Linked DNA regions of Homo sapiens: region 2 is linked to region 1. A link is an interaction called in ENCODE POLR2A ChIA-PET data of the cell type or tissue named here. Cell type or tissue: MCF 10A. All regions are shown on one strand. Links, peaks and the distances in the headings refer to the core of each region. The heading gives the core; the rest is flanking DNA.

What was found. Peaks named below come from ENCODE experiments on the same cell type or tissue, not always from the same donor. Only the 100,000 strongest peaks of a DNase experiment are listed, where the experiment ranks them.
Region 2: POLR2A ChIA-PET joins it to region 1 with 5 read pairs; 9 of 35 experiments call an interaction of 5 or more read pairs at or near these places.

What each region holds. Positions count from the first base shown.
Region 1 is chr17:50,327,063-50,342,157 of GRCh38, forward strand. No RefSeq gene overlaps it. Among named protein-coding and RNA genes, the nearest start is that of XYLT2, 12 kb to the right of the region's middle. In MCF 10A, for the core only: no CTCF peak of the experiment used is centred there; no DNase peak of the experiment used is centred there.
Region 2 is chr17:50,180,152-50,188,151 of GRCh38, forward strand. COL1A1 (collagen type I alpha 1 chain) reads right to left here. Exons shown (of 51, transcript NM_000088.4): 44 at 7,945-7,998; 45 at 7,725-7,832; 46 at 7,333-7,386; 47 at 6,864-6,971; 48 at 6,489-6,771; 49 at 6,166-6,356; 50 at 5,627-5,869; 51 at 3,950-5,497. The coding sequence ends at 5,351. Among named protein-coding and RNA genes, the nearest start is that of COL1A1, 17 kb to the right of the region's middle. RefSeq lists enhancers at 1,017-1,311, 1,771-2,666, 4,242-5,232. In MCF 10A, for the core only: no CTCF peak of the experiment used is centred there; a DNase peak (open chromatin) is centred at 4,580.

The sequences.
Region 1 (15,095 bases), core at 5,778-13,777:
GTTTCACTCATGGGTGGGTGGGGGGAACTAAAACCATCTCCCTAACACACAAACCACCTCCACTTCCACTGAAAGAAAAACCAGAAAGAATCGTTTGGTGAGAGCCTGGAACAGGGATGCAAATGGAAAAAAGGCCACGGGGACTGGGGTAGGAGTTGGGCACGGGGTGTATGGGGGAGAGGAGAGAACAACGAGAAACCAGAGAGGGAGATTTGCTGAGCTGGTCTCTATACCATGCTTGAGGCTCTGACTGCAGTTGATTGTCTAATGACGAGGCTTCCTCTTCCTGCCCTTATATTATTTATTTATTTATTTATTTATTTGAGATAGCGTCTCGCTCTGTCACCCAGGCTGGAGTACAGTGGTGCGATCTGGGCTCACTGCAACCTCTATCTCCTGGATTCAAGTGATTCTCCTGCCTCAGTCTTTGGAGTAGCTGGGACTACAGGCGTTCGCCACCACAGCTGGATAATTTTTGTACTTTAAGTAGACAAGGGTTTCACCATGTTGTCCAGGCTGGTCTGGAACTCCTGACCTCAAGTGATCCACCCACCTCAGCCTCCCAAAGTTCTGGGATTACAGATGTAAGCCACCGCGCCAGGCCTGCCCTTTTAAATAGTAAGGGTTATACTTACCTGTGGCTTAAATTGGTACTAATTACTTCTTTTTTATTTTTTTATTTTTTCTTGTTAGATTAAGAGATGATTTATTTGAATGGGAAAGGAATAGAATAAGAAGACACTTTTATTATCACCATGACCATATAGAAGGAGGACATATTTTTAAATAATATGAGTGGAGCCAGTTAAGAAGCAACGTTTCTTCTAGCAGATTTACTATTACCCCCTCCCCCAGATTGTCTTCCCACGTTAGGCCCAAAATTCTACTTAGAATGACTGGCTTTACATTCCATTTAGTCCTGAGGTAATGTCTCCAAAAGTATACTGAATTTTGAATTTAGAGAAAATGATAACAGACATGGATGTCTTCATTTTTATTCATTTTTTAGAGATGGAGTTTCATTCTGTTGCCCCAGCTAGAGTGCAGTGGCACGAATGCAGCCCACTCTGCCTCAAACTCCTGGGCTCTAATTACTTCTGAGTATGATCCAGATGTCTCTTGGTGGAGCCACATTAAGAGGCAGGCCACGGATGTTGCAGTGAGCCGAGATCGCGCCACTGCACTCCGGCTTGGGCGACAGAGCAAGACTCCGTCTCTAAAAAAAGAAAGGCAGGGCAGTGTGGCAGCTGCCTGGGGCGAGCCTTTGGGATTAATCAGAAAGGTGCTGCCAGTGACCTCAGGTTTCCACCTGGGCTTCCTCACATAAGGGGTGAGATGTAAACGATCCCTATCCCACCAGAGTGGGCGATGCCCTCGAGTGGAAATTTTAAAATACCGTTCACTGGCCCCAAAGGGTTTCTGTGGAGTGTTTTCACAGAAAACGCATACATCGCAAAGTGCGGCCATGGGCTTGGCAGCAACTTCAACGCAGCCGGCGACTCTGATGTGCTTCCCTGAAGTCAGCAGCTGCAGTCAGCTGAAATTACAAAAGCAAATCACACCAGGGGATGCTGCTCACACCAGAAGGAGAGATTTATTTTGTTGCCTAATATTTAAACAGTTTAAAATCCTCACAATAAACTGTCTAGTTCAGAAAAGAGGATGTAACAAATGCATGCAATAAATCCCTCATTTTTAATGAAAGGGAATATATTTAGTTTTTATTAACAGAACATCTGTTTCTCTCCATCTCCACTTAATAAGTGTTCAAAGAATGTTGGTTTGAAGGGGCACCCGCATCTCCCAGTCCTCCAGCCCTGGCCTTAATAGCCTGTGAGTGCAAACGAGGCCATGTTATCACTGATGCCCAACCACAAAGTGCTTTGCAGCACCCCAGGCGCACAGCCGCGCCCTCCCCAGCATCTCTGCACTGGCCTCCCTGTGCCCAGCAAGCCTCCCTGTCCGAGCCTCCTCCACAGCCAGCCACTTCCCACGTGCTCCCTCATAAGGGGCCCAGCACTGCCGTGGATTCTGGAACCATGCAGCACTCGAGGCCTCTGCTGATGCCGTGGGCCAGCTGGTCCATGCTGGGGGCACCCAGAGCCCCTGGGCCGTGAAACAACTTTCTGTAGAGATCTGGAGGTAGAGGAACAGAGGGACAAGGGCCCTGGGCAGCTCCATACCACCCACTGTCACTTGGACTTTGAGGGGCAGAGAGGTGTCCAGAGTGTCCCCACATCCTTCAGCTTCTGGCCTGACACCTGTCTTCATGAGGATCCTCAACCTGTTTCCCAGGCTGGGCCAGGAGATAGCCCCTCCATTCCCTCCCTTCTCCTCTCCCACTTCCTCTCTCTCCTTCCTGGATTTTCCTCTTTGCTGGTGTGTGCATGCACACACACACACTGCAGGCATGCCACCACACCCAGCTAATTTTTGTATTTTTAGTAGAGACGGGGTTTCACCATGTTGACCAGCTGGTCTCGAACTCCTGGGCTCAAGTGATCCACCCGCCTTGGCCTCCCAAGCCCATGAGCTCAGAGGTTTTTTGCCCACTTAATTCACTATTATATCCTTAATGCCCATAACAGTGCCTAGCACATAATAGATGCTCAGTAAGTTTTGTAGACCAATTGAACAAAAAGTGAATAAAAGAAATGCTCATGATTCCTCCTTCCACATAAGAGCCCAAGCCCCTCTATGTATCATTTCAGATAAACAGAACCCATGGGGTCCCCAGTCCATCAGCTCTACAGGTTGGGCTCAGCTGGGAAACCTGCTATAGGGGATACTGCTGTTATCAGCACGCCCTGGCCTCACCAGCTGGGGTCTGCCCAATGGGCACAAGTCTGAGGGCTCCAATTCCCATTCCACTCAACTCCAGGAAGCCCAGCCTTCCGCAGTACTCCTGGGACCCACTGGGCCCTACTGACCTGTTCCCTTGGGTCATCCTTGTGCCCTGTGCCTCTGCCTCTACTGCCCACTTGGCTCTCTCCTCCTACTGCCCCCTCTGTCGCAACCTATCCCAGCCTCCTACAGCCCCACCCTCTTCCTCCCTGGCACTGGCTCAGACCCTTCCACAATAGGAGGAGACAAGGTTCTAACTACTAAGGACTGCTGTAAGTTTGAGGCTAGAGGAAGAAAACAGAAGATAGAAAAACGCATGCGACAGCTTCTCAATGAACCTGAGCTCATCCTCCAGGACTGCTGACATCTCCTTGAACACCCCAGCCAGCTGTTACGGGCAGGGCAGCCGCCCTCAAGTATAGGATTTCTCCTTTGCCATCACTCTTCCCTCAGGTCCTACTGCTCCCCCTCAGCCCCTCCGTCTGCAGCCCCTTGAGCCTTCCTTCTCTTCCAAGAATGCACCGGACTCACTGCGCCACAGGACCTGTGCTTGTCCTGGGATGCACACCCCCAGAACCTGTCCTGGTCATGGCTTTCTGTCCTCCTGTTGCCACAGGGGGGCTTCTCTGAGCACACCATCTACAATAGCCACTGAGCCCTTCTCTATCGCTTCAGCCTCTTTATGATCCTCACAGCGTCTGCCGCTATCTGCGTCTCTCTGACTCATTCATTTCTGCTTATGTCCTTCTCTCTTTGGTAGACTGTTCTGTCCTATATCCCAGTGCTTAGAATAGTGCTTGGCCCAGGCACAGTGGCTCAGGCATATAATCCCAGCATTTTGGGAGACTAGGATGGAAGGATCTCTTAAGGCCGGGAGTTCAAGGCCAGCGTGGTCAAAATAGTGAAACTCCGTCTCCACAAAGAAATGTTTTAATTAGCTGGGCCAGCGGCATGTACCTGTAGTCCTGGCTACACAAGAGTTGAGGTAGTATCGCTTGAGCCCAGGAGTTCGAGACTGCAGTGAGCTATAATTCTTGCACTGTATTCCAGCCTGGGTGACAGAGAGAGACCTTGTCTCAAAAAAATTAATTGTTTTAAAAGAATAGTAACTGGCACATAGTAGGTGCTCAGTTCAAATCCACTGGGTGATGAAAGCTGAATATCCTCTCTACTTGGAGTCCTGGGCAAACAACAACCCAGTCCTGAGAGAGGAGAGGCTTTCCTTCCTCCTAGCTTTAGGTTCACCTCCCAGTTTCTGATATTTCATGATGGGACCTAGCTCTTCCCAGAATGCCTGGTGGTGGAACTGCTGCCCCTCCTCAAGGATCAACAGGGATGTGGCCCTGAGCCCCAGTCAACCTGGACAGAACTCCCCAACATCAAGACGCTTCATGGCGATGGTCATCCAGGGTTGAAGACCACTCTGTGGAGGGCATCAGCTGTCCAGTCAAAGTTAATCCCTGGCCAATCCAGGCCAGTTTCTTTTCAGTGAGTCAAAGTGAAAACTGAGTCAGGCCTATGTGGGCTTCCTCAGAGCCCCAGCAATTCTGAGAAGCAAATAATTAGTATGGAGGTCTGGTTCTGCACAGCATGACCCCTTACCATGGGGGAACAGACCACTTACTTCGTCACAGGATGACACTGGATGGTCAATGACTCAAGGGTACTCTCCAGGAAGGATGGGGGGAACTTGCTTCTCGTCCATGTAACTCATTCCCCTCCTGGTGCTTTGCCCAGAATATGAATCAGCCTTGGCACAAGGTGAATTCAAGAGTCCACTGCAGTTGCTTACACTTATTTTTTATTTTTATTTTTTTCAGAGACAGGCTGTCACTCTGTCACCCAGGCTGGAGTGCAGTGGTATGGTCATAGCTCACTGCAGCCTCAAACTCCTGGGTTGAAGCGATCCTTCTGCCCCAGCCTCCTGAGTAGCTGGAACTGTAGGTACGCACACCACGCCCAGCTAATTTTGTTTTCTTTTTTGGTAGAGACAAGGTCTTGCTATGTTACCCAGACTGGTCTCGAATTCTTGGCTTCAAGCAATCTTCCCACCTTTGCCTCCCAAAGTGTTGGGATTATAGGCATGAGCAACTGCGCTGGGCCTGCTTCCACTTTTCAAAAGGCAATGTTTCCAGATCTAGCCCTCCAGGTTTCCAAAGCCCCCCGGGGCCCTGGGCATTCTGTTCTCAGAGTGCTTTCTCCTGCATTATCTCCTCTGATGCACAAACACCGGGGAGGCTTGATTAACTGGGAATGGCTTTAGTTGTTTTAGCCTCTCTATGATAATTTTTAAAATGTTAGAAGCACAGCAGATGACTCTTGAAGTGTTTCACAATCAGAAATCAAAGCAGGGGGGAACCTTTTAAAATCAGGACAGACCAAGAGTGGAACAAGTGCCTCACGTATGGGTAAGTGCGCTGATGGGGAAGTAGGGGGCACATGCACTGGGAATCGGGCACGTGTGGTCAGCCCTGCCTGGAGGAGCGAAGGGACCTTGAGCTGCACTCAAATGAGATTGTGCATGCCTGGTAACAGCTGATGAGTGGTTCAGAGGTTGTCCAGGCCTGTGCTCTGCCACCTGATACTATTTTCATGCAGAAGCTTCTGTCTTCAGAGCCTTTGACCTCAGAATATTGTATCACAGTAACCAGGAAAAAAGCCAAAAAGTGTGGAATGTAGAACGTTAAGAATAGGAAGCTCCAACGTGGCCAACGTGGCAAAGCCCCATCTCTACAAAAAATACAAAAATTAGCCAGGCGGGGTGGCACACGCCTGTAACTCCAGCTACTTGGGAGGCTGAGGTGGGAGGATCGTTTGAGCCCAGGAGGTGGAGGTTGCAGTGAACTGAGATCATGCCACTGCACTCCAGCCTGAGCGATGGAGCGAGACCTTGCCTCAAAAAAAAAAAAAAGTAATTACGTTTTCTCCTTTTCAAAGTTTCAAGTAGACATGATAATTGTGAATATGTAACACTTGGCTGGGAGCACCTGGCAGACAGGTGGCACAGACATGGCTCTCTGGATATTGTCCTTGGTCTCCCCTGATTCCTATCCCAACAAAATACCCCTGAAATGGCCATCCGAAAACGGGGAAGACTTGCAACAGAACTGAAAACTAGCCATCCACACCAAGGAAACTGGAGGAACTTCAACCGGACTGTGACTATGGGGCCAAATGGAAGGCATCACTGAGAGAAAACAAGCCGTCACCCTGTGTGTTCAGGTCAAAGCAGGAAGGCTGGGCACTGTGGCTCACGCCTGTAATCCCAGCACTTTGCGAGGCCATGGCAGGTGGATCACCTGAGGTCAGGATTTCGAGACCAGCCTGGCCAATATGGTGAAACTCCGTCTCTACAAAAATACAAAAATTAGCCAGGTATGATGGCGGGTGCCTGTAATCCCAGCTATTCAAGAGGCTGAGGCGGGAGAATTGCTTGAACCTGGGAGGTGGAGGTTGCAATGAGCTGAGATTGCGCCACTGTACTCCAGCCTGGGCAATAGAGCAAGACTCTGTCTCAAAACAGACAAACAAAAAAACAGGAGATGCCAGCTACCCCAGGGAGTCCCCTGCACTCAAGGGCAAGGACTAGAGGCCAGGGTGGCTGGAGGGATGATGAGGCAAGGGCGCCCCCAAGCTTCCTTCCACTCCGTATCCCCGCAGTTTTCAGACCGCCCCAAGTGCACTGTGGGTGCACTTTTCCAGGCAAAGTAAAGCTCACAGGATCTGGGGAAAGATTCTGCAGCTTGAAAGATAAACATCCCTGAAGGTTTGGAGGAAGCTGCCTCTCTGTGGGGGAGCGAATTTACTACAGCACAAGTTTAAAAAAAAATCTGAATATTTAATTCAAATTCTCAATAAGATTCCATGGGGTGCTGGAAAAGATCTAGAAACTAGAAAAGATCCTAATAAAGAGGGAGACATCTGAGAGCAGGAAGTGTAGCAAGGAGACAGAAACCACAATAGCTCTGGTGGGAAACCATGATGGAGGCTGTAAATAGCAGACAAGACACGGAGAAAATAAAATTAACATGACGAAGGGCAAAATGATAAAAAGACGAAAAGAAAGAGGCAGGCGGTCAGACACGGGGGATATAACCTGGGAATAATCGGAATTCTGGAGAGAACAAAACAGACATAGGGAAAGCAGTATTCAAAGAAATGGGAGGGGAAAAGTTTCCTGCTGTAAAGAAAGAACTCAACTGGAAACTGAGAGCATGTTCTGACTTCCCAGCAAAGTTAATGAAAAGAGGGCCCCGCTTAGACACACTATGATGGAATTCTCAAAGTTAAAAAAGTTAAGAAAATTGCCGGAACATACACACAGACACACAGACACACCCTTGAAATAGGAAACTGAAAGGGAAGAGAGATTTTACTTTACTTCTTTTTCTTTTTCTTTTTCTTTTTTTTTTTTTTGAGACAGGGTCTTGCTCTGTTGCCCAGGCTGGTGTGCAAAGTTGCGATCTCGGCTCACTGCAACCTCTGCCTCCCAGGTTAAAGTGATTCTCATGCCTCCCCAGTAGCTGGGATTACAGTCATGTGCCACAACACACAGCTAACTTTTGTATTTTTTTGTAGAGAAAGGAGTTTGCCATGTTGCCCAGGCTGGCCTTGGACTCTTGGCTCAAGTGACCTGCCCGTAAAGTGCTGGGATTACAGGCATGAGCCACCATGGTTGGCCAGAGATTTTACTTTTCTATCTTTAGTTCTCTTGGATTTTTTTTTTTTTTTTTTTTTTGAGACGGAGTCTCGCTCTCTTGCCCAGGCTGGAGTGCACTGGCATGATCTCGGCTCACTGCAACCTCCGCCTCCCAGGTTCAAGCGATTCTCCTGCCTCAGCCTCCTGAGTAGCTGGGATTACAGGCATGCGCCACCATGCCCCGCTAATTTTTGTATTTTTAGTAGAGACAGGATTTCACCATGTTGGCCAGGATGGTCTTGATCTCTTGACCTTGTGATCCACCCGCCTCAGCCTCCCAAAGTGCTGGGATTACAGGTATGAGCCACCGCGCCTGGTCATATTTTTTTTAAAAAGTTTTTAAAACAAATTTAAATGCAGGAAGGGGCAGTGATAAATAAGGATCTTACAAACAAATGGGAAAAAATAACAGAGAGCTTAAATTAAAATGATCTCAGACTTCCCTTGAGCCCAAGAGTTCGAGGCTGCTGTGAGCTATCCCTCCTGAATAGTCTTCTTGAATAAATCACTGTCTTCTCAAGACTACAGCATGCAAAAGAAGAAAATGTCAATTTCTTTTTATCTCAAGTCATCATTAGAAATACATTGTACTTTTAGACCAGGCGTGCTGGGATTACAGGCGTGAGCCACTGTGTGGAGCTTTGTTTTTCTTGTTTTTCTGAGACAGGGTCTTGCTCTGTCACCCAGGCTGGAGTGCAGTGGCATGATCATAGCTCACAGCAGCCTCAAACCCTTGGGCTCAAGTGATTCTCCCACCTTAGCCTCCCAAGTAGCTGGGACTACAGGTGCACATCACCATGCTCGACTAACTTATTTTTTTTTATTTTTCATTGAGACAGGGTCTTACTCTGTCGTTCAGGCTGGAATGCAGTGACACAACCATGGCTCACTGCAGCCTCCACCTCCCAGACTCAAGCAATCCTCCCTGCTCAGCCTCCTGAGTAGCTGGGACTACAGGCATGCACCACCACACCTGGCCAATTTTTTTTTTTTTTTTTTTTTTTTTTAGTAGAGACAACCAGGCTGGTCTCAAAATCCTAAGCTCAAGCAATCCGTCTGCCTTGGCCTCCCAAAGTGCTAGGATTATAGGTGTAAGTCACCATGTCCCACCCCCATTCTATGTTTTTTAAAATGTAGCCATAATCCTTTAAATTGAGTGGGTTGTGACCTGTAGTTTGAACTACACTGATCTAGAAAAACCTAAAGGATAGGCCATGTTGTCATTCATGTATGAAGGCAACAAAAAGACCTCAGGTGTGGAAGTTATTTTTAAAAGAATCCCTCCTGAATACTCTTCTTTAATAAATCACTTGAAGATGTATGCCAGGACAGTAGAGAAAAAATCAGATGTAAATACTCAAGAATGAGAAAAATATCTAGCTTGAAGCACCTGCTTAGAGGTTTAGGGGAAGGAGAGTTTTCATGTCTTCTCAAGACTACAGATTGCTAGCACCTTTTTGCAATGTTCTGGCAATATCTTTTAAAAGAGAAATGTACATACCCATCTCACTCTTGGAAATCTATCATACAAAAATAAAGACACCAGTATATCAGGTGATATGAACTAAGATGCTTCTTGAAGCCATATGTGTAGGGGCAAAATAACTAGCAATGACCTCAATGCCCAATAACAGGTGAATGGCTTAATAAATTATGGTGTATCTATACTAAAGTAATAAACATTATGTAGCTATTATGTATTAACCTGGAGGGGTATCCATGATAAAATGATGATTTATTTAAAAACACAGTGTTGGGTAATTTCTGTATCATCTTACTTCTGTAAAACATGGAGTGGAAACCTACCAAAGGGTTGACATCTGCATATATTTATATGAGCAGAGAGAAGAATGTGGAAGCAACAAAGCAAACGGGCCAGGCTGGTTAATTCTAAGTAGAGAGCAGAGGGGAAAGAAAGGGAGATCATTGGCTGTTCTGAAACAGTTTTTAATTAATTCGTTGCCTTATTTTTGAAATTTTTGAACTATTTCTTTTGAGACAGGGCCTTGCTCTGTCACCCAGGCTGGAGTGCAGTGGTGTGATCATGGTTCACTGCAGCCTCACTCCCCTGAGCTCAAGCAATCCTCCCACCTCAGCCTCCTGAGTAGCTGGGACTACCGACGGTAGTCCCACATCTGGCTAATTTTGGTATTTTTAATACAGATGGGGTTTTGCCATGTTGCTCAGGCTGGTCTCAAACTCCTGGGCTCAAGCTATCTGCCTGCCTCAGGAAGTAATTTTTTAAATTATCTACTTGGCAAAGGGCATTGAACAAGTTAATATATATGCATTACTCTAAATATTTTTAAATAGTCTCAAAACTGAAGATTAAAAAAAAGAGAGATTATTCCCTTAAAAGAAATTAGCTACATTATAAACCAAAATGACAAAGTTCATAACCCCAGATGAACTTTTAACAAGTGAGAATGATCCTTGTTCACATAGTAGAGAGAGAAAAGAAGTGGGGATGAATAGGGAGAAACTAATTTTCTACAATGGGAAATAAAAATTATAGTTCTATGAGGACTGTGATCATTGAATATCTGTGAAGGCTAAAGCAACTCCATATTGGAGGCTAAGCCGCCATGATGACTTCTGATTAGCCCCAATTCTGGGAATTCCTCTAAGCTTTCCAGTCTATCTATTGTTACCTGTGTAAGAACAGGTACTTACCTCCCTTAGGTCAAAACAACTTTGATGTTATCATACTTCAATTGTCCTTCACCTGCCTTCTGGATCACATATACCCCTTCCCTGTGGTAGATAAGCCCTGGGTCTTAGGGGGTAACATCTTGTCTCCCTGCCAGCCACTGCACAAGACACAGACCTGGCTTCTGTTTCTAATTTCCTATTGTTTATTTCTAAGAAACTGAATTTGTCAGCCTTTTTCTTCAGTCTCTCAGTTTCCTTGGACTTTGGCGACAGGTTTGCACAGGCCTACCCACTGAGGAACAATGTCACATTAAAATTATCTGAAAAGTTGTAAGTAAACACAAGTAGAATTTTAAAAAGAATTCTAGAGCTAGCACAGTGGTGCACACCTGTAGTCCCAGCTACTTGGGTGGCTGAAGAGGGAGGATCACCTGAGTCCAGGAATTCAAGGCCAGCCTGGGCAATATAGTAAGATGCTCCTTGTCTAAAAAAAGAAAAAAAAATTTTTTTAAAGAATTCTAATTCTTGCTTTCTAAATTATTAAGGAAGATTATAGCAGACGAACAGTCTATATAGCCCTGAAAGGAAAATTAACAGCAAAATGCGTTTAAGGCCTAAAACTCAGGCGCAGTATTAAATGCTGATACTGACTTTATATGCGGTGAAATTGGGAGGCTTTGACTGGCCTAGCCACAAGTTCACCTCCTCACTCTGCTCCCTTGGATAAGGTCCCCCAGCCAAATAACCCCCCTTATCAAGGGGACCAGGAGCACTTCCTGCTTATTCCTGAGTAGTGGGTTTCAGTTTCCTGCCAGCCTGCAGCCTGCATAATTATCCACATAAGCCAGTCACATCTTCCTGCTGAAACTAGGGGACATCTCATCCTCTTGATACTACAAAGCCTGCCTCCCACAGCCCTTAGTTGCTCACTGTCTCTGAGCGCAACCCCTGTGTGGCCCTGCATGGTGTGTGATATCCTGCCCTGGGCTATGAGTATATGTGACTAATACACTACTGTCAATCTCATCTGCCCAGAATCAAATGTCGTGTGTTTGGCCATCTCTGTAAACCTAGGATGGGAATCCCTCCCTCACCAATGGAGTGAATAGCACAGAAAATATTAAGGAAAGCCATTAAGTAAGTTGATAAAAGCTGTACCAACCCTGGTACTGCTGGAAGAGAAAAAGGAGAATAGAAGATTTTACCAATCCAACAGAATATAGTAAAGGGAAAAAAAGTGGAGAAAGAAGGCAGTGAGCAGAAAATGTGGAATAATCATAATCAAAGAAAATCCAAATAATCCATTAATGGCACTAAATGTAAACTGATTAAAGAAACAGTAAAACTTAGAGTATCAGATTGAGTTTTAAAAATCAAAATCCTCTTGTATGTTACTAATATTTTCCTTGAATTCTGAAATAATCTCAGCTATCATAGCTTCAATATTATTTCCTTGCCATTTTCCTTATTTTCTTACTCTGGAAATCCTGTTATACATAGTTTGAGTCTCTCAATCTATTCTCCTACTCTTCAAACTGTTCTTATTTTTAATCAAAGTACCTCTTTTTGCTGCATTCACTGTCAATTCTTTAGAGCTATCTTCCAATTCACTAATTTTATCTTCAACTATATCCAGTCTAAAGTTCACCCTATCTTTTGAGATATTTTTATTGCTTTTCTACATTTTTATTTCTGAGATGTATAATTATTTATATTTCATATGTATATCTTCATTTCATTTTCATCTACATTTGTTTCATAATTTCTTGTTTGTCAGATGATTTCTTCATTTACTTCTTTGAGCCATCCTTATTTTCAAGTCTTTGTCATATGAGTCCAAGAGATGAATTTCATGTGGAGAAAGTTCATATTCCAGTTGTTGAATTGCTTGGCTATCTTTTTTATCATTCCATTTCTTCATGTCCTTTGGAATTTGGGTTTACAGGCTCATTGTAGCTGAGAATTTTTGTTTTTGCATTGTGCTTTTTACTCTCTCCTTTTTTGTCTGGTGGGTTTAGTTTCGTCATGGCATTCACTGTGCCCTAGTCCAGAAATAGTTTTGTGATAGTGGTTGGGAACTCATGCTCTTCACTGATATTGGGAGATGTGCAGACCCAGAGTTAGAGGATGGCTTGACCTAAGTCTGGGTTGTGAGGCTGTTTTTGTTCTGCAGCCTTCCTAGGTCCACCATTTGGGCCATAGCTCCTGAGATCTGGTCAGCTGCACTTTTTGTTTTCAGTCTCCTTTCACAAGCAGGGTAGCCTCACTCTAGTCTGTGGCTGCTGCCAGAGTCTGGTTCCATCCCCCATTCCCTGTGCAACATTTTAGTTCCCATTACCCCATAGGCCCTTGGCTTTGGTCCTACTCACCACTTTGCTTTCCAGTTTGTTCTCTTTCTTATCCACCTAAATGTTTATCCTGTTTTTAAGCTTGTATATATCTTATCAATGCCTTTAAAAACTTTATCTCTCATTGTTAAGTATTTGGAGAATAGAGAGTGGGTCAAAGTATGAACTTTCCAACCTTCCCCTCATTATTTTATTTATTAATTTATTTCTTTTTTGAGACCGAACCTAGCTCTGTCACCCAGGCTGGAGTGCAGCGGCCTGATCTTGGCTCACTGCAACCTCCACCGCCCGGGTTCAATTCTTCTACCTCAGCCTCCTGAGTAGCTGGGATTACAGGCACGTGCCACCATGCCCAGCTAATTTTTGAATTTTTAGTAGAGACAGGGTTTCACCATGTTGGCCAGGCTGGTCTCAAATTCCTGACCTCAAATGATCCACCCCCACTTGGCCTCCCAAGTGCTGGGATTACAGGTGTGAGCCACCACACCTGGCCTCATTAATGTTTCAGTCACTTGGAATGGAGTGGAGACAGAGTTTCTACTTCTCACAGTGGAAATATACTAGCCAATAGAATCTGGGGGTGAAAGAGCTGAGCACTGAGACTGCAACCCTGGGAGTCCAAGTAATGGGCACTTTGTCTAGGCTTAGTAAGCAGGTCAAGGAAGTGGATCAGAGGAGCAGTGAAAGCCCGTATGGGCAACTTCTAATTATGGACCAGCTTCCTATAGCAACCCCATGTAGAAGTAAGATGATTTGCAGGAGCAGAATATTCCATCACCAGTGCTCTTCAGCTTGGGTGTGGAAGCCCAGTTCATATCCCCGGGTGAATTACACGTGCCCACCCCACAGGCTTTTTAGACAACTAGAGGACCAAAGAGGAAGCGAATATTGCATATGGGCTCTCGGCTGGCTAAATAGAAAAATGAAAGATATGTGGACCTTTCATTTTTGGAACACTTCATACTGTTGACATACAATATAAATAAAATAACTGCAAAAGAAAAATAAGAGAGATGCAGTGGAGTGTTTACATTTTTCTCTAGAATAACATTCATAATGACGATGTTGATTCTGTTAAGTAAGAATTATAGGAGGCCATTGTTTTGTACTGAGCTCCTGCACTAGGCTCCAACAGACCAGACTAAAAATCAAAATGGATTCACTCATGCTGGGGTTTCAAAATTGATATTTTGTCCTTTAATACCTCTATTTTCCCCCTATTGGTTATTTTGTGCTATCAGAATTTTGTGCTATTTTTTGGCAGGAGATGGGAGGATGGTCAAAAGTCAAAATTACAACAAAAATAGTTTAAAGATCTTAATTGGCTTTATTTGTGATTCTAGAATCAGGCAACACTTCACCCATAAAATAGAAAAGTATTCCAGGGAGCCCAGCAGAGGAGGTTGGGCTTACAGACAGAGAAGGGCTGAAAACAGCAGATGCAATGAGCAAAGAGCATCTTCATTAATTTTCAAAGTTACTTTTTTGTGGTAAGGCAGGAATATAGAGACAGAACAATAGAAAATAACTGATGAGTGAACATCAGGTTACTTCAGGCTAACTTTGTAATGTAAGGATTAAAGCAGAGGGAACTTATGCCAATTAAAATTTTAAACTGGCCTGTTTGGGAAATTGGCCATTATTTCTCTCTCTTGATTTCTCACAAGGTCAGATAGTGACTCCATTTTGATTTTTAGTCTGGTATGTTGGGGTCTAGCACAGGAAATTAGCCATATATATATACTTTTTTTTTTTTTTATACAGGATCTCCTTCTGTTGCCCAAGCTGGAGTGCAGTGGCACAATCATAGCTCACTACACTCTCAACCTTCTGGGCTCAAATGATTCTCCTGCCTCAGCCTCCCTAGTAGCTAGGACTATAGGCGTGCACCACCATGCCTGGCTAATTTTTTTTTATTTTTATAGAGACAGGGTCTCACTATGTTGCCCAGGCTAGTCTCAAACTCCTAGGCTCAAGCAATCCTCCTGCCTCAGTTTCCCAAAGTGCTGGGATTGCAGGTGTGAGTCACCATGCCTGGCCCTCCTATAATTTTTATTTAACAGAAGTTACCAAAGAATTAGCTCTCAAAGGGCTCCTGTTAGATGCTTTTGCTAGCAAGACTTTTCAAATGCTTAAGGAATAGCAGTGTCTACTGTTACATAAATTATTTCAAAAACAGAATTTAAAAAATGCTCTTCAACTTATGTTGTAGACTGGAATAACTGATTCCCAAATCTACCAAAGCTTTAACAACGAGAAAAGAAAACCACAAACTGGGGGTGTCTACAAGAGCCAGAAAATAACATAAATGGGTGCAGCTGATTGGGTATGAAATGAAAGGAAAAGGTGGGAGCTGCAGGCACTGGTGAGTGTGCACCCCTTCTTCAGGAATTCAAACTCAAATGCTTCAAAACCCTGTGCTGGTCAAATAAACAAGGCCTACAAGTTACCTCTGATTTTGCAGCTTCTGGTATATCTCCATTACAAACATAGATGTAAACATTCTTAGGCCGGGCATGGTGGCTCATGCCTGTAATCCCAGCACTTTGGGA
Region 2 (8,000 bases), core at 1-8,000, 150 kb before region 1:
CTCTGCATGGGGAGGGCCTGCCACCCTCCTGGACAAGACCCCTCCTGCTTCCAGGATCTTGCCTCCCTGACTGTGGACATGCCCTCGGCCTGACTTGATACCCTCTGGAGCGCACACAGGGGAAGGGGACAGGGAGACTCAGCCTTCCCAGCACCAGGGCTCCCACTGGCTGGGGGACTTCAGGAGAGTGGTCTCCTCCCACACCGAGCCCCCACTAATTTTTCCCACACTCCTCTCTGCTCCCCCGCCCCATTCATCCATATCACACAGACAGACCCTCCTATGCCCTCTGTCATGCCCATGTACACATATGTCCCAAATGCCACAGTCCATGTGTTCTCACAGTTCACACAGGGTTGCTTTCACTGCCATACGTGTGGGGAAGCTGCCCTCATCATGCACAGATGCCCGCCCACCCCAACCCACACACATACATGTGTATAGGCCCCTGTGAACACAGATACATTTATTTGTGCACAGGTAGGTGGGCACAGACAGTGAGACACATTCTCATCACCAGGCACCCCCAGGAGACAGAGACCCCTTGGTGGCACTCACCTTGCTCCCTCAGACGCCATCGCAGGCCTCCTCGTGTGGACGCTGGGCTTGACGGCAGCCTCGCATTCTTTCCCACGCGGCCCACGCTCACGCCTGCTCCACACACAGTCTCCTCACCCCAGCCGGCAAGCTTTCTTGCAACCCCTCTCCTCCTCCACCCACCCAGCTCTGTCATTGGAGAAAGTCTGGGAAGCTGAGAGTTAAGGTGCTGGGGAAAAAAAAAAAAAAGGAGGGAAAATCTACTGTATTCCGGTGATAGAAAATCCTGCCAGGAGATGGGGCTTAGGTCCCAAAAGGGACCCAGGATTCTGAGATTGCAGCAGAAATTAAAAATCCAAATGAAGCCTCCTCCCTTTCTAGAATTTTCCATCTGGGCTTGACTGAAAAATCAGCCAAAAATCAGGAGCCTGGTCCTTCTCACAGAGAAGACAAAGGTGAGTCTGACAGAGCGGCAGGCTCTGTGACACCCTGCAGGAGATAGTGAGGGTCTCGGGGAGCGGGTCTGGGTGGCTGTATTTAGGGCGGCTGTGATGTCAGCGGAAAGGAGGGTTTGAGTTGGGAATGTGGCACAATGGCCCCTTTGTCCCCCTCCCCTCCTGTCCTGTACACACTGAAACCACACACCGGCCCCACACCACGTGATGCAGGCTCAGAGCTGCCCATGGGGCACTGCCACACAAGGCTGCCCCCGCTGCAGCCCTGACCCACAGTGCGTGTGTCCACATACATGCCCACGCGTGTGCACACACACCCACGTACCCACATGTAGATTTGTACAGAGGTGACAAGAGGCATATTCACTCCTTTGCCTACAGCTCTGCTGCCCCGTATGGTAACCCTTATCCCACATATAGTTAGTAAAACTAATTGCAATTCAGTAAAAGTGGAAACTGCATTCCTCAGTCACACTAACTGCATCTCACATGCTCAACAGCTGCATGTGGTTAGCGGCTACCGCACTGGGCGGTGCAGCTCTAGGACATGTCTGTTGCTGCAGAAAGCCCTGCCCTGCGCCCTCCGTTGCTGTCTGCTCCCCCATGGGCCTTCCACTTGCTCTTCCTCTCACACTCGCTCACTCCTGTGCACCAAGCACACACAGCGCCATGCTCTCACCTAATGGGTGGCCTCTCTAGCTCAGTCTCTCTCTCTTTAGTCTCCCCAGTACCTAAGCACAGACTCTGCCTAGCCCTGCATTGCAACACCTGGCCTCTAGTCTGGAGAGAATAACAGGATGGAAACATGACCACATCCACAATCCTAGGATGAAGGACCGAGGGGAGCTATGTGGATCTGGAGAGCTTTGGAAACTCAGAGGGGCTGAGCTCAGGCTGGGTTGGGCAAGGGAATGGGAAGAGAATGAGACATTTGAGCATGGCCCGGACAGTAGGGTGTTGAGCATGCAGAGAGAAAGGACATCTAGAAGGCCTGGAAGTGGGGAAATGCAGTGCATTTGTGAGAACTGTTGGCCACCCTTTTTGGTTGGTGTGACAGATGTGGGCAGGGGAGGGGACAGTGAGCCTGGGCAGGTGGGTAGTGGCCAGGTAGAGCCTTGGATGCCAGGCTCAGGATGTCCCTGGGTCCCCCACGAGGGCAGATGGGGATGTGGCCTGGACAGCCAGGGTCCTAAAGTCCCAGAGGTCCAAGTGGACAGGGTTTCCTGGGCAGCATGGCAGGCATCACCAAGCAATCAACACATTGATCAAGAGATGGAGCCTGGTGCTGTGGCTCATGTCCGCAATCCCAGCACTTTGAGAGGCTGAGGCAGGTGGATCACTTGAGGCCAGGAGTTCGAGACCAGGCTGGCTAACATGGTAAAACCCTGACTCTACTAAAAATATAAAAATTAGCTGGGCGTGGTAGTGCATGGCTGTCATCCCAGTTACTTGGGAGGCTGAGGCATGAGAATTGCTTGAACCTGGGAGGCGGAGGTTGCAGTGAGCTGAGACTGCGCCACCGCACTCCAGCCTGGGTGACAGAGTGAGACTCTGTCTCAAAAAAAAGAGAGAAAGAGAGATGGATAGGCATCACACAACTTTGGGTAATTTGCATATGAATAAGCCTTCATTTATATGCCATCATTCTTATCCTCTCTACACTGATTCCCTTTCTACACTGTCCTAAGTGTGGTAGAAGTGCTAATGATGAATTATTGAAGGCCATAATGAACGGCCATGAATACTTAATGACATCACGATATTAGTATTGCTGATGGATGGTATCTACAGACTTGTCCATCTCTCTGGAGACCTTAGGGAGGAGTGCGGGCTTTTTGTTCTTTTTGGGTTTAGACCTGAGATGAGGTGAGAGAGGTGACCAGCTGTCGTCTCGCTGTCTCCCTGGCTCCGGGTGCCTGGTTCTCTCTGGACTTCTGACGCCCTGGATTCTCTGTCCCCCGCTGACCACACTCGCTGTCCCCCTTACCTGAGATGGGGGAGCCGAACAGTCACCTTCCCTCCGGGCCTCGCCTTCTCAGGGCCTCTGGGAAGGAGCAGGCAGAAGGTGAAGGGAAAGAGAAGGGACGGAGAAGAGGGGGGAAGAGGAAGCAAGAATTTAAGAAAAAAAAGAAAGAAAGAAAGAAAAAGCTTAAAAAGGAGTAGGCGGGAGGCGGGGGCACGATGGTTCCCCAGACCACCCCAGCCCAGGGGGGTTGTGTTCTGGGGATTCAGGAGGTCGAGGCACCCAGTCCGTGGTGAGCAGGGCCAGGTCTCCTTCCTTCCCAAGAGCACGGTGCGAGTGCCTTCCCCACAGCTCTCCCAGGTGTCTGTCTCCCTCACTCCCCCAGGGCCAGGACAGCGAGCAGGGAGCACGCCTTCCTCCTGGTCCCTCCCAGACCCTCGCCAGGCTCAGCAGACCCCTCTCCTGTTGCGTTGCTCCTTCGGCAGGAGGTCAGCGTGGGTGAGAAGGGAGCAGAGGCCAGATGACCCTTCATGTCAGTTCAAGGAGAGGCCCCCAGGTCCTCCTCACGGGTTCCACTCCCCTCACCCTCCCAGTATCCATGAGCATCCCACCGCCACCAAGTGCAGGGCATCCAGGGGGTGGAGAGTGGATGGGCTTGAAGGGGAGTGGGTATGAGGTTTGGACAACCCCAGATGTGAAGAGTGTGTGTGTGTGTTGTGCACGTGGATTGCCTGTATGGTATTGCAGGGGAGAAGAGGATTTGGAAAAGGTGCAAGGAAATTGCAAGAATAGAAAATGAAAGAGGAAGTAGAAAGGTTTGCGGTATAAGAAGGGTGAGAGAAAGGGGAGTGGGGTTATGGAGGGATCTAGAAGAGAATAGTGGGGAGGGAAAGGGCAGGAATGGAAGGCAAGCCCATCACCCCAAAGCCCCTTCCCCATGTCTACCCCTCCCCCAACTCCAAAGAAGGAAATTAGGAGGCCACTGCGGATTATGTTTGGGTCATTTCCACATGCTTTATTCCAGCAATCAAAATAATTAAAAACATCTCAAATTATTATACACATACAAAATAGGTACAGAGTCTTTTGCTTCCTCCCACCCCTAGGGGGAAAAACTGCTTTGTGCTTTGGGAAGTTGTCTCTGAAACCCGGGGACAGAGGACGCAGGACAGACTAGGAGGGAGCCGGGAGGATGGGCTGCAGCTGTGGAGGAGGGTTTCAGAGGAGAGAGGTCGGAGAGCAGAGGCCTGAGAAGCCAGAGGCAGGTGGAGAGAGGGTGGAAAGTGAGCAGCGGGCTGGGCTGGAGCCGCACACGCTCTCCTCCCATGTTAAATAGCACCTTTAGAAAAATTCACAAGTCCCCATCCACAAAAAAAAAAAAAAAAAAAGAAAAATATCAAGGAATAAAAATAGACTTTGAACAAAAAGGAACATTTGCTGGCCTGGGGGGGCATCTCAATTTCTATAGCACCAGTGATTCCCTCCCCACCCCACCCATCACATAGATGTAGCACCTTTGGTATAAAATGGGGAGCCGCTTCCACCCTGCCCCCATCCCCGCCCCCAGGCAGTTGCCCCGGTGACACATCAAGACAAGAACGAGGTAGTCTTTCAGCAACACAGTTACACAAGGAACAGAACAGTCTCTCCCGCCCAGCCCTGCGGCACAAGGGATTGACACGCGTTCCCCAAATCCGATGTTTCTGCTTTGTCGTGGCCCTTCCTGACTCTCCTCCGAACCCAGTGAGGGGCTGGTGGCTCCCCCGGCATGACCCCCTCAAAAACGAAGGGGAGATGTTGCAAGAGCCATGGGAGCGCCAGATGGCAAGGCTTCTTTGGCAGTCTGAGAACCCCAGGTCCCCCAGGGCCTGGGGGTGCTGGGCGGGCAGGAGCGGGCTGAGGGTGGGGGCCACTTGGGTGTTTGAGCATTGCCTTTGATTGCTGGGCAGACAATACATTGTTTCCTGTGTCTTCTGGGGAGACAGATTTGGGAAGGAGTGGAGGGGAGGCCCCAAGGGGGGTGTGGAGAAAGGAGCAGAAAGGGCAGCATTGGGGTTTCATAAGCCCAACGGGCAGAAAGGGACTTACCCCCGCATGGGTCTTCAAGCAAGTGGACCAAGCTTCCTTTTTTAAAAAGTTATTTATTTATTCTTTTTTTTTTTTTTTTTTTGGTAAGGTTGAATGCACTTTTGGTTTTTGGTCATGTTCGGTTGGTCAAAGATAAAAACTAAGTTTGAGAGATGAATGCAAAGGAAAAAAATATTTTCCAAAGTCCATGTGAAATTGTCTCCCATTTTTTGGCTTTTGAGGGGGTTCAGTTTGGGTTGCTTGTCTGTTTCCGGGTTGGGGGGAAAGTTGGTTGGGTGGGAGGGAGCCAGGTTGGGATGGAGGGAGTTTACAGGAAGCAGACAGGGCCAACGTCGAAGCCGAATTCCTGGTCTGGGGCACCAACGTCCAAGGGGGCCACATCGATGATGGGCAGGCGGGAGGTCTTGGTGGTTTTGTATTCAATCACTGTCTTGCCCCAGGCTCCGGTGTGACTCTGGGGTGGGGCGGAGACAACGGGAGGGGGCATTACCACGTGGGAGTGATGGAGAGAGGGCACTATGGCCTGGCCAAAAAGCCCAAGGCCGGAGAGGTGGGGCCCTGCCTGGGGATTCTGGGCACTCACCGTGCAGCCATCGACAGTGACGCTGTAGGTGAAGCGGCTGTTGCCCTCGGCGCGGATCTCGATCTCGTTGGAGCCCTGGAGGAGCAGGGCCTTCTTGAGGTTGCCAGTCTGCTGGTCCATGTAGGCCACGCTGTTCTTGCAGTGGTAGGTGATGTTCTGGGAGGCCTCGGTGGACATCAGGCGCAGGAAGGTCAGCTGGATGGCCACATCGGCAGGGTCGGAGCCCTGGCCGCCATACTCGAACTGCAGGGGAGGGGAGAGAGGGAAGAGTGAGCCGCTATGCGGGAACCTCTAGTCCTGCCTGGCCTCCCTGTCCAGGGTCCTCAGAGAGCTGCCCAATGCACCGTTATATCGAGAGGAGGCACCACCTGCCCATCGGCAGCCTGTGTCTGAACCACTATCAGGGACCTGAGACCCCTGCCTCCCAGCCCAGCTCTGTCCATCACCCTTAGCAGAGACCTACTCCAGGACTTCATGTCCCTTCTGAGCACTGGGCTAGCCCATCTCCTAACACTGGCTCTGAGGTCCAGCTCACGCACCTGGAATCCATCGGTCATGCTCTCGCCGAACCAGACATGCCTCTTGTCCTTGGGGTTCTTGCTGATGTACCAGTTCTTCTGGGCCACACTGGGCTGAGTGGGGTACACGCAGGTCTCACCAGTCTCCATGTTGCAGAAGACTTTGATGGCATCCAGGTTGCAGCCTTGGTTGGGGTCAATCCAGTACTCTCCTGTGGTAGGGCAGGGCAAGATGGAGTCAGGGAAAGGGAGCAGCCAGCACCATATGGTAGGGGCACATATGGGCATGGGGACCCTGGCATGGCAGGAGTAGGAGGGAGGGAGAGGCTAGGGCAGGCCCTCACCACTCTTCCAGTCAGAGTGGCACATCTTGAGGTCACGGCAGGTGCGGGCGGGGTTCTTGCGGCTGCCCTCTGGGCTCCGGATGTTCTCGATCTGCTGGCTCAGGCTCTTGAGGGTGGTGTCCACCTCGAGGTCACGGTCACGAACCACATTGGCATCATCAGCCCGGTAGTAGCGGCCACCATCGTGAGCCTTCTCTTGAGGTGGCTGGGGCAGGAAGCTGAAGTCGAAACCAGCGCTGGGAGGACCAGGGGGACCAGGAGGTCCAGGAGGGCCGGGGGGACCCTGCACAGAGAGGGAAGAGAGTGGGGATTACCGGCATCCAAGTGCTTTGGGGGCTGGAGGGCCATGAGCAGAGGGGATGAGGGGCTACATACAACAGGACCAGCATCACCAGTGCGACCGCGAGGACCAGGGGGCCCAATGGGGCCAGGGAGACCGTTGAGTCCATCTTTGCCAGGAGCACCAGCAGAGCCAGGGGGACCCTGGAGTGGGGGAAATGGTTTGAGAAAGGCTGCCAGAAGCCCGAACAACCCCAGCTCTGGAGGAGAGGCCCACCACCCTCCCTGCTGGCTCTGGCCCCACGGCTCATAGAGCCAGCCTCAGCCTCTTTCCATAGGACATGCCATAGCTCCTCCCAGCCGCTGAGCCAGGGGAGGACGGATTGGGGAGCAGAGAGGCCAAAGCTAGATCAGATTGTTTGTTCAGGATTCTTCCTCTCTTTGCCCACTCCCTGTCCCTGAACCCTTCTCCAGAGAGGCAAAGGGTGCCTGGGTCCCTGGCAAGGGTCCCCGAGGTGAGCCTGGGCTTGGGGCTCAGGAAGAGGAGAGAGAAGGCATGACTTACTCGGGGACCAGCAGGACCAGAGGCTCCAGAGGGACCTTGTTCACCAGGAGAGCCCTGAAGGACAGATAAAAAAGGCAGTTCAGGCCCAGTGAGCGTCAAATGTAGCCTGAGGGCCTGGCTGGAGAGACAAGGGCAGTGTGGGCAACCCATGCCCCTTCATTATTCTGGAAATCTAGCCCGAGGGTGTCCATAGGCAGAGACCTCTCCCATAATCCCTCTCTGTGTACCCCTCACCCTCTCAGAAGCTACTTGGACATGCCCACAAATCTTCAGACCCCAGTCCCCACTAGGGAGGGGAAAGAATGACTATCCAGAGGGGGAAACTGAGGCGAAGCTCCCCCTCCTATCCCACAGCACAGCATGGGGACTGGGGAGGGGCTGAGCATACTTACAGGAGGGCCAGGGGGACCCTGGAGGCCAGAGAAGCCACGGTGACCCTTTATGCCTCTGTCGCCCTGTTCGCCTGTCTCACCCTTGTCACCACGGGGGCCTTGGGGTCCCTAGAAGAGAGAAAGGGACAAACTGTCAGGCGGAAGTTCCATTGGCATCGAGTGGGGCACTGTCTGCATCTGTAGAGTTCTAAAGGCATGGGGGACACAGCAGGGTACTTACGGCGGGGCCACGGGCGCCAACAGGGCCGACAGGACCGGCGGGACCAGCAGGACCCT